Regions from separate parts of the Homo sapiens genome. Here region 2 is linked to region 1. Evidence: read pairs that join two places in POLR2A ChIA-PET (ENCODE). Cell type or tissue: PC-9. All regions are shown on one strand.

The links. ChIA-PET counts read pairs that join two places held together with the same protein. Peaks named below come from ENCODE experiments on the same cell type or tissue, not always from the same donor. Only the 100,000 strongest peaks of a DNase experiment are listed, where the experiment ranks them.
Region 2: POLR2A ChIA-PET joins it to region 1 with 6 read pairs; 3 of 35 experiments call an interaction of 5 or more read pairs at or near these places.

The regions. Positions count from the first base shown.
Region 1 is chr20:32,729,078-32,733,077 of GRCh38, forward strand. All of the region lies in intron 1 of COMMD7 (COMM domain containing 7), which reads right to left. Among named protein-coding and RNA genes, the nearest start is that of COMMD7, 12 kb to the right of the region's middle. RefSeq lists a silencer at 2,345-2,639 and an enhancer at 3,716-4,000. In PC-9, no CTCF peak of the experiment used is centred here; DNase peaks (open chromatin) are centred at 2,404, 2,424 and 2,974; H3K27ac peaks cover 2,384 bases.
Region 2 is chr20:32,489,383-32,493,382 of GRCh38, forward strand. The region is part of intron 4 of NOL4L (nucleolar protein 4 like); the gene reads right to left. Among named protein-coding and RNA genes, the nearest start is that of NOL4L-AS1, 70 kb to the right of the region's middle. In PC-9, no CTCF peak of the experiment used is centred here; no DNase peak of the experiment used is centred here.

The DNA.
Region 1 (4,000 bases):
TTTGAAGACAGGGCCTGTTAGATGATAAAGGTTAAATGAGGTCATAAGAGTGAGATGCTAGCCCCATAGGGCTGGGGGCGCTTATTTTGATTTTTTTTTTTTTTTTTTTTAGATGGAGTCTCACTCTGTTGCCCAGGCTGGAGTGCAGTGGTGTGATGTTGGCTCACTGCAACCTCCACCTTCTGAGTTCAAGCAATTCTCCTGCCTCAGCCTCCCGAGCAGCTGGGATTACAGGTGCCTGCCACCACACCTGGATAATTTTTGTATTTTTAGTAGAGACGGGTTTCACCATATTGGCCAGGCTGGTCTCGAACTCCTCACCTCAAGTGATCCACCTGCCTCAGCCTCCCAAAGTGCTGGGATTATAGGTATGACCCACCGTGCCCAGCCTAGGGCTGGGGCCCTTATAAGAAGAGGAAGAGGCCAGGTGCAGTGGCTCACGCCTGTAATCCCAGCATTTTGGGAGACCAAGATGGGAGGATTGCTTGAGGCTGTGAGTTTGAGATCTGCCTGGGCAACACAGCAAGACCCCACCTCTTAAAAAAAAAAAAAAGGAAGGAGGGAGTCATCTACAAGCCAGGAATCACACTGGCTGGCACTTGATCTTGTACTTCCGAGCAAGCAGAACTGTTAGAAATAAATGTCTGGGCTGGGCATAGTGGCTCACACCTGTAATCCCAGCACTTTGGGAGGCTGAAGTGAGTGGATCACGAGGTCAGGAGTTTGAGACCAGCCTGGCCAGCATAGTGAAACCCCGTCTCTACTAAAACAAAAAACAAAAAAAAATTAGCCAGGCGTGGTGGCGTGTACTTGTAATCCCAGCTACTTGGGAGGCTGTGGCAGGAGACTCACTTGAATCCAGGAGGCAGGGGTTGCAGTGAGCTGTGATCATGCCACTGTACACCAGCCTGGACGACAGATTGAGACTCTGTCTCAAAAAAAAGAAAGAAAGAAATGTCTGCTGTTGGAGCCAACCAGTCTATGATATTTTGCCTTAACAAAATACCAGCTGCCCAGGTATTTTGTTATGGCAGCCTGAGCTGACTGAGACACAGATCATTACTTTATCATGTCCCTCCCTGGCCTGAGCTGACTGAGACACAGATCATTACTTTCTCATGTCCCTCCCTGGCCTGAGCTGACTGAGACACAGATCATTACTTTCTCATGTCCCTCCCTGTGAACAGTGTGTATGGGCTGGACGCGGTGGCTCACGCATGTAATCCCAGCACTTTCAGAGGCTGAGGTTGGCGGATCATTTGAGGTCGGGAGTTCAAGACCAGCCTGACCAACATGGTGAAACCCCGTCTCTACTAAGAATACAAAAATTAGCCAGGCGTGGTGGTGCGTGCCTGTAATCCTAGCTACTCAGGAGGCTGAGGCAGAAGAATTGCTTGAACCTGGGAGGCGGAGGTTGCAGTGAGTGGAGATCATGCCACTGCACTCCAGCCTGGGTGACAGAGCGAGACTCCGTTTCAAAAAACAACAACAACAACAACAACAACAAAAAGCCCACTGTGTATGGCATAGTGGGGAAAACCAGGATGCCAGGGTTTAAAAGACCCAGTTCAATCAGTGTTCTCCGTTGACTACTCTTGTGAATTTGGTCAAGCCGTTTAGCATCTGTGTCCCAGTCCCCACGAGGAAAACAAAGGTAAGAATACACAGCTTCCAATACTAACAGTAACACATGCAGAGCCTCTAGCACAGAGCCAGGCTGGACGCTAAACAAATGGTAGCTACAGTTAGAGTCATAATTAGAGTCACTATACCATTTGATCCACCTTCTAGAAGCAATATATAAAAAAAGAAAAAGATTATAGGCAGATACTTCAGCTTAAAACCCCCAAAGTTGTATGTGTAGTATGTTAAATGCACCTATCCCTTCTGCTATGACACATTAAACTCTACACATCTGTCAGGACTCTGTATTATTTTATTCAAAAATGTATTCTATTTTAAAAGAAAACGAAACTGGGTGTGGTGGCTCATGCCTGTAATCCCAGCACTCTGGGAGGCCAAAGTGAGAGGATTGCTTGAGGCCAGGAGTTCGAGACCAGCTTGGGCAATCTGCATAAAAAAATTTAAAAATTAGCCAGGCAAGGTGGCATGCTCCTGTAGTCCTAGCTACTCAGGAGGCTGAGGCAGGAGGATTGCTTCAGCCCAGGCATTCCAAGCTGCAGTGAGTCATGATCACACCACTGAACTCCAGCCTGAGTGACAGAACAAGATCCTAGCTCAAAAAATAAAAATAAAAAATAAAAATAAATTAGTCAAGCATGGTGGTATGCACCTGTAGTTCTAGCTACTCTGGAGGCTGAGGTGGAAGGATTGCTTGAGCCCAGGAGCTTGAGGCTGCAGCAAACTATGATTGCGCCACTGCAATCCAGCCTGAGCGACAGTGCAAGAATGTGTTATTGATCCCTCGTCCCTATCTCTCCCTTCCCAAGCCCTCCTTATCCTCCAAAGCCCTGCCAAGAAACCATGACACTCCCAACAAGAAAGGGACCTACCCAGATTCTCAACTTCTGAGGCTCCCTGGGGCCACCTACAATTTTCAACTCTGATAAGGAACACAAACATGTCTTAGAAGAGAAGTTTCCTTATATGGCATTGCAGCTTCACAGCAACTTAAATACTGTAAGTGCACAGTATTTGCTGAATAAATCTTTCCTAAACACTCCCCGCAATGCTTTGCCTTTGCAATTGCATAGGTGCCTCCCTCTGGAATGCTCACCCACCCATGGCTATCTATGCATGCATCTCAAAATCTTAAGGATTCTCCCCAGTAAACTTAGGAAGAGATGCACAAGGTCATTCCAGACTAGAGAAATGCAAATCAGTAAAACCAGAATATACTATTTTTCACTTATCAGATCTGCAAACCCAAAAGTTTGACTAGGACACCAGTGCTGGTGAAAGTACAAGGAAGCAGACAGGTTCCTGCATGACTGATAATAGGATACACTGGGGTGACCTTTCTAGGGGCAATTTCACAATGTGCATCTAACTTGTATTTTTTTGAGGCAGAGTCTGGCTCTGTCGCCCAGACTGGAGTGCAGTGGCGCAATCACGGCTCGCTGGAGCCTCCAACCTCTTGGGTTCAAAGCAATCCTCCCACCTCAGTCTGCTGAGTAGCTGAGATTACAGGCACATGCCACCACATCCACATTGGGCTAATTTTTTTATATTTTGTAGAGACAGGGTCTCACAATGTTGCCCCAGCTCATCTGGAACTCCTGGGCTCAAGCAATCCTCCTGCCTCACCCTCCCTAAGAACTGGGATTATAGGTTTGACCAACCACACCCAACCGGCATCAAATTTTTAAAGTGATTATACCCCTCGACCTAGTAATTCCATTCCATGAAGTATATCCTTTAGGTATGTTCCAAAAAGTAAATGTTTTGGCAAGTCACAGTGGCTCATGCCTGTAATGCCAGCACTTTGGGAGGCTGAGGCAGGAGGACCGCTTGATCCCAGGAGACAAGCATTATGTTCAGGCAACATAGTGAGAGCCCATCTCTACAAATCATAATAATACATTTAAATTTAAAAAGAAAAAAAGAGGCCTGGCACCATGGCTCAAGCCTGTAATCCCAGCACTTTGGGAGGCGGAGGTGGGTGGATCACGAGGTCATGAGATCTAGACCATCCTGGCTAACACGGTGAAACCCTGTCTCTAAACCCTCTACTAAAAATACAAAAAAATTAGCCGGTCTTGGAAGTGGGCGCCTGTAGTCCCAGCTACTCGGGAGGCTGAGGCAGGAGAATGGCATGAACCTGGGAGGTGGAGCTTGCAGTGAGCCGAGATCGCGCCACTGCACTCCAGCCTGGGCGACAGAGTGAGATTCCATCTCAAAAAAAAAGAAAAAAGAAGGTCGGACGCGGTGGCTCACATCTGTAATCCCAGCACTTTGGTGGCTGAGGCGGGCGGATCACCTGAGGTCAGGAGTTTGAGATCAGCCTGGCCAACATGGCGAAACCCCGTCTCTACTAAAA
Region 2 (4,000 bases), 240 kb before region 1:
CTCACTCTGTTACCCAGACTGAAGTGCAGTGGCATGATCTTGGCTCACTGCAGGCTCAATCCCCTGGACTCAAGCAATCCTCCTGCCTTAGCCTCCCAAAGTGCTGGAATTACAGGCATGTGCCACTGCACCTGGCCTAAATATCATCTTTTAAATAACTCATCTTTATCCACTAATTGGAAATGTCATCTTATACTAATTTTCTATTATGTGTGGATTTGTATTATATTCTGTTGACCTATTCCTGTCTCAGTATTATGGCTTTAAAATATGTTTTCTGGGCCGGGCGCAGTGGCTCACGCCTGTAATCCCAGCACTTTGGGAGGCCGAGGCAGGAGAATGGTGTGAACCTGGGAGGCAGAGCTTGCGGTTAGCCGAGATCATGCCACTGCACTCCAGCCTGGGTGACAGAGTGAGACTCCCTCTCAAATAAATAAATAAATAAATAAGTAAATAAGTTTTCTGGCCTGGCATGGTGACTCACGCCTGTAATCCCAGCATTTTGCGAAGCCGAGGTGGGCAGATCACTTCAGGTCATGAGTTTGAGACCAGCCTGGCCAACATGGTAAAACCCTGTCTCTACTAAAAATACAAAAATTAGCTGGGCGTGGTGGTGCGTGTCTGTAGTCCTAGCTACTGGGGAGGCTGAGGCAGGAGAATCGCTTGAACCCAGGAAGGGGAGGCTGCAGTAAGCCGGGATCATGCCACTGCACTCCAGCCTGGGTGACAGAGAGAGACTCCATCTCAAAAAAAAAAAAAAAAATATATATACACATATATATATGTATATACACACATTATGTATATATATGTTTTCCTACTAGGTAGGGCTAGCATCCATCTCTACCCCATAAACTGTCCCTGCTCACACCATAACAAAAATAATTGAAACAGTGTCACAGCCAAGGGGTACTCTAGGTACAGCATATTTATGGAGAAAGGAGAGATGTTTCTCCTGGGGGACTGGGGGGTGAGAGGGAAGGTTCCTGGAAGAGATGACATTTACTGTGAATCAAAGAAGTTGGGAGGCTTGCGACAGGTGGAAAGTAGGGAGGCATCCGGCTGGAAGAGGAGGATGTGGAGAATCCAGGGCTTCACAAGTGCCTGGATTCAAAACACCTGACCTGTGGGCTGGGCCATAGCGCTGACTATCCATTTATTCTTTATATTAACTGATTTTTGCATAGCTGCCTGCAACCTCACAGTCAGTTTGACACCTTTGCTGAAATCTAGGAGAAACAGTCCAATACTATTTCCTCATTCTTCTCTATTTAGATAAATTTTCCATTACGAATACAACTAACTGAGCCTGACTTGTTGAAATACATTCTCCTGAAAACCATGATAAAAGGTAAAAATTACAATTTCATTATTCTCCTTTTCAAAAAGTCTTGCTTTAAAATGTCATCAGTTAATTCTGGTCATGTCGCTCTCCTATTCCAAAACCTTCAATAACTCCCAGTCACCGGCGGAATCGAGTTATAGCTCTCTCTGGTCTGGCGTTGGAGGCCCCACTGGCCTGCTGGCCTTATTTCCTTCTGTTCCTCTCTGGGAACTCTGTAGCAGACGGACTCGCCATCTTTTGTCCCCTAGTCACCCATGTGCGACCCCTCCATGCCTTTGACCACACATGTTTTTAGGCCTGTGTTCCTTCCACACATATGTACAGAGCCACTACCACACACCAGGCGCCATGACAAGTGCAGGTGACATGGCAATGTACAATACAGACTCAGGGTTGACCATAGGGAGCCTCCAGGCCAGCAGGGGAGAGAGAGATTAAACAAGTGATGTCATGGGATCCTGATCTGCATGCTGGTCATGGGCGGTGTATTCCAGTTTGTACTTGATAGTCCTGAAACATTCTAGGAAGGAAGTCCCCAGGGTGTGAGAAGGAAGTAGCAGATCTGGGAGGGCTCCACTGAGGAGGTGACATTTAAGTTGGGCACTGAAGGATGAATGGGTGTTCATGAGGTGGAAAGGTGCCTGGGCTGTCAACAAAGACACCTTCCACCTCAGCCAAATCAAGATCCCTCCACAGACTGCCGCCCAGCTGGCTCTGAACTGACGCGTTTGTGGTACTTTCTGTTTCCTGCATTAACTTCATTTTCCGAACTGGGCCATTCGCTCTGAGGGCTGGGACAGGTTCTTAGAAGAGTTACCCTGCACACAGTAGGGATGCATCACTGCCTCACTCGGGCCCCTTCCTGCCCACTGCCAGCACAGCTCTGAAGTCTTCGATAGAGCTCAGAATGAAGCGGGCCATCCTGGACACGGGCCACACTTTGTAACTCCCATGGGGCATGCACATGCCTCTTTTCCCTCCCTTCTTTCCTGGTGCCCTTGGAGAGGCTCAGAGAAACTACCAAGGCCAGCCACAACCCTGCATTTCTACTTGCAGGTGTGTACACAATAAAATGAACACAGATGTTCCCTAAAGAACACACAGTAGGCTGGGCATGGTGGCTCACACCCATAATCCCAGCACTTTGGGAGGCTGAGGTGGGAGGATCACTTGAAGTCTGGAGTTCGAGATAAGCCTGGGCAACATAGCAAGACCCTGTCTCTGCAAAAAGAATTTAGCTGTGCATGATGGCATGCACCCGTAGTCCCAGCTACTGTGGAGGCTGAGGTGGGAGGATTGCTTGAGCCTGGGAGATCAAGGCTGCAGTGAGCTGTGATTGTGCCACTGCATTCTAGCCTGGGCCACAGAGCATGACCCTGTCTCGAAAGACAGAAAGAAGAAAGAACACATAGCAGACTGGTAGGCTGGTCATAGCAGCACTATTCACAACAGCTCCCAACTGTCCACCAATGAAGGATGGATACATTGTGGGCCCCCCATACCATGAAATATTACTCAGCCATAAAAAGAAACAAACTACTGACGCATGCCATAACACAGATGATGCTCACACACTTATGCTTGTGAGCAAACGAGCACATGCTGTACAATTCCATTTCTATAAAGTTCTAGAACAGGCAAAATCAATGTATGCTCCTAGAAGTCAGGTCAGTGGTCACCCTGGCCCAGGGGCAGTGACTAGAGGGAGCACAAAGGGTCTTTAGGGTGGTGCTGATGTTTTGTTTCTTGATCTGGACATGGGTCACAGGAGGTGGGGTCAGTTTGTGAACTTGGCTGAGCTGTGAAACTGAGTGATGCGTGCTCTTTTCTGAATGTGCATTATGCTTCAGTAGAAGTTTCAAAAGGGGAAACAGCAAGCCAGGTCAGCTTCCATGGCTAAGCAGCCTGGAGCTCGCTGTAGTCGATTACTGCAACCCACTGGACACCAGGCACCTGTGCTGGGCAGTGTGTATGTGTTATCTTATTTAATCCACCAAATAACAAGGTTGATATTCATTTGCCATTGTGCACATGAAGACTAGGGGCTTCTGGGAGAAGATTAAGTGACTCACCCAGTCACCCAAGAGTGGAGAAACTGGCACTCAGAGAGCAGGTGACACGTCCACAATCATGGAGCTAGAAGCTGCTGGCTGTGCTGGACCAAGATGTGTGGGTCTCCAGGGTGTGTGGTGGGCCCTGCTAAGGTGAGACCACTGAGCCAGGCCACGTGGTGCTGCGCTTCACCGACCTCCAGCAGAGCAGGAGGAATCCACCAGTGCGAGTCAGATGCAGCCAGAGATTTCCCTTGGGCCAAGACCTGGGAATGGGCTAGGACTGCTGTGAGGCCCTGCCTTGGGATGGACCCCAGGGCTTCTCCATACAAGCCTTGGAAGGAGGCTGGCCTTGGAAGCCTGAAGGGATGAAACTCTAGCTGGCTCTCCGGCAGGTGAGGAGAGGTAAGGACCCTCCACAGGCTGTGGGGGTGTGAGACTAACTTACGTTCACTCGGTCCAAGGAAGCCATGCAGGGAAACGGGCAGGTTACCAAGAGAAAGAGGCAGGCAGCACCTTCTGCCTAGGCCTGCAGTCCCTTCATGACAGAGCCCACAGCTCCGGTGTGGATGATGGCCCAAGGCTCTGGGGCCCGGGATGCTGC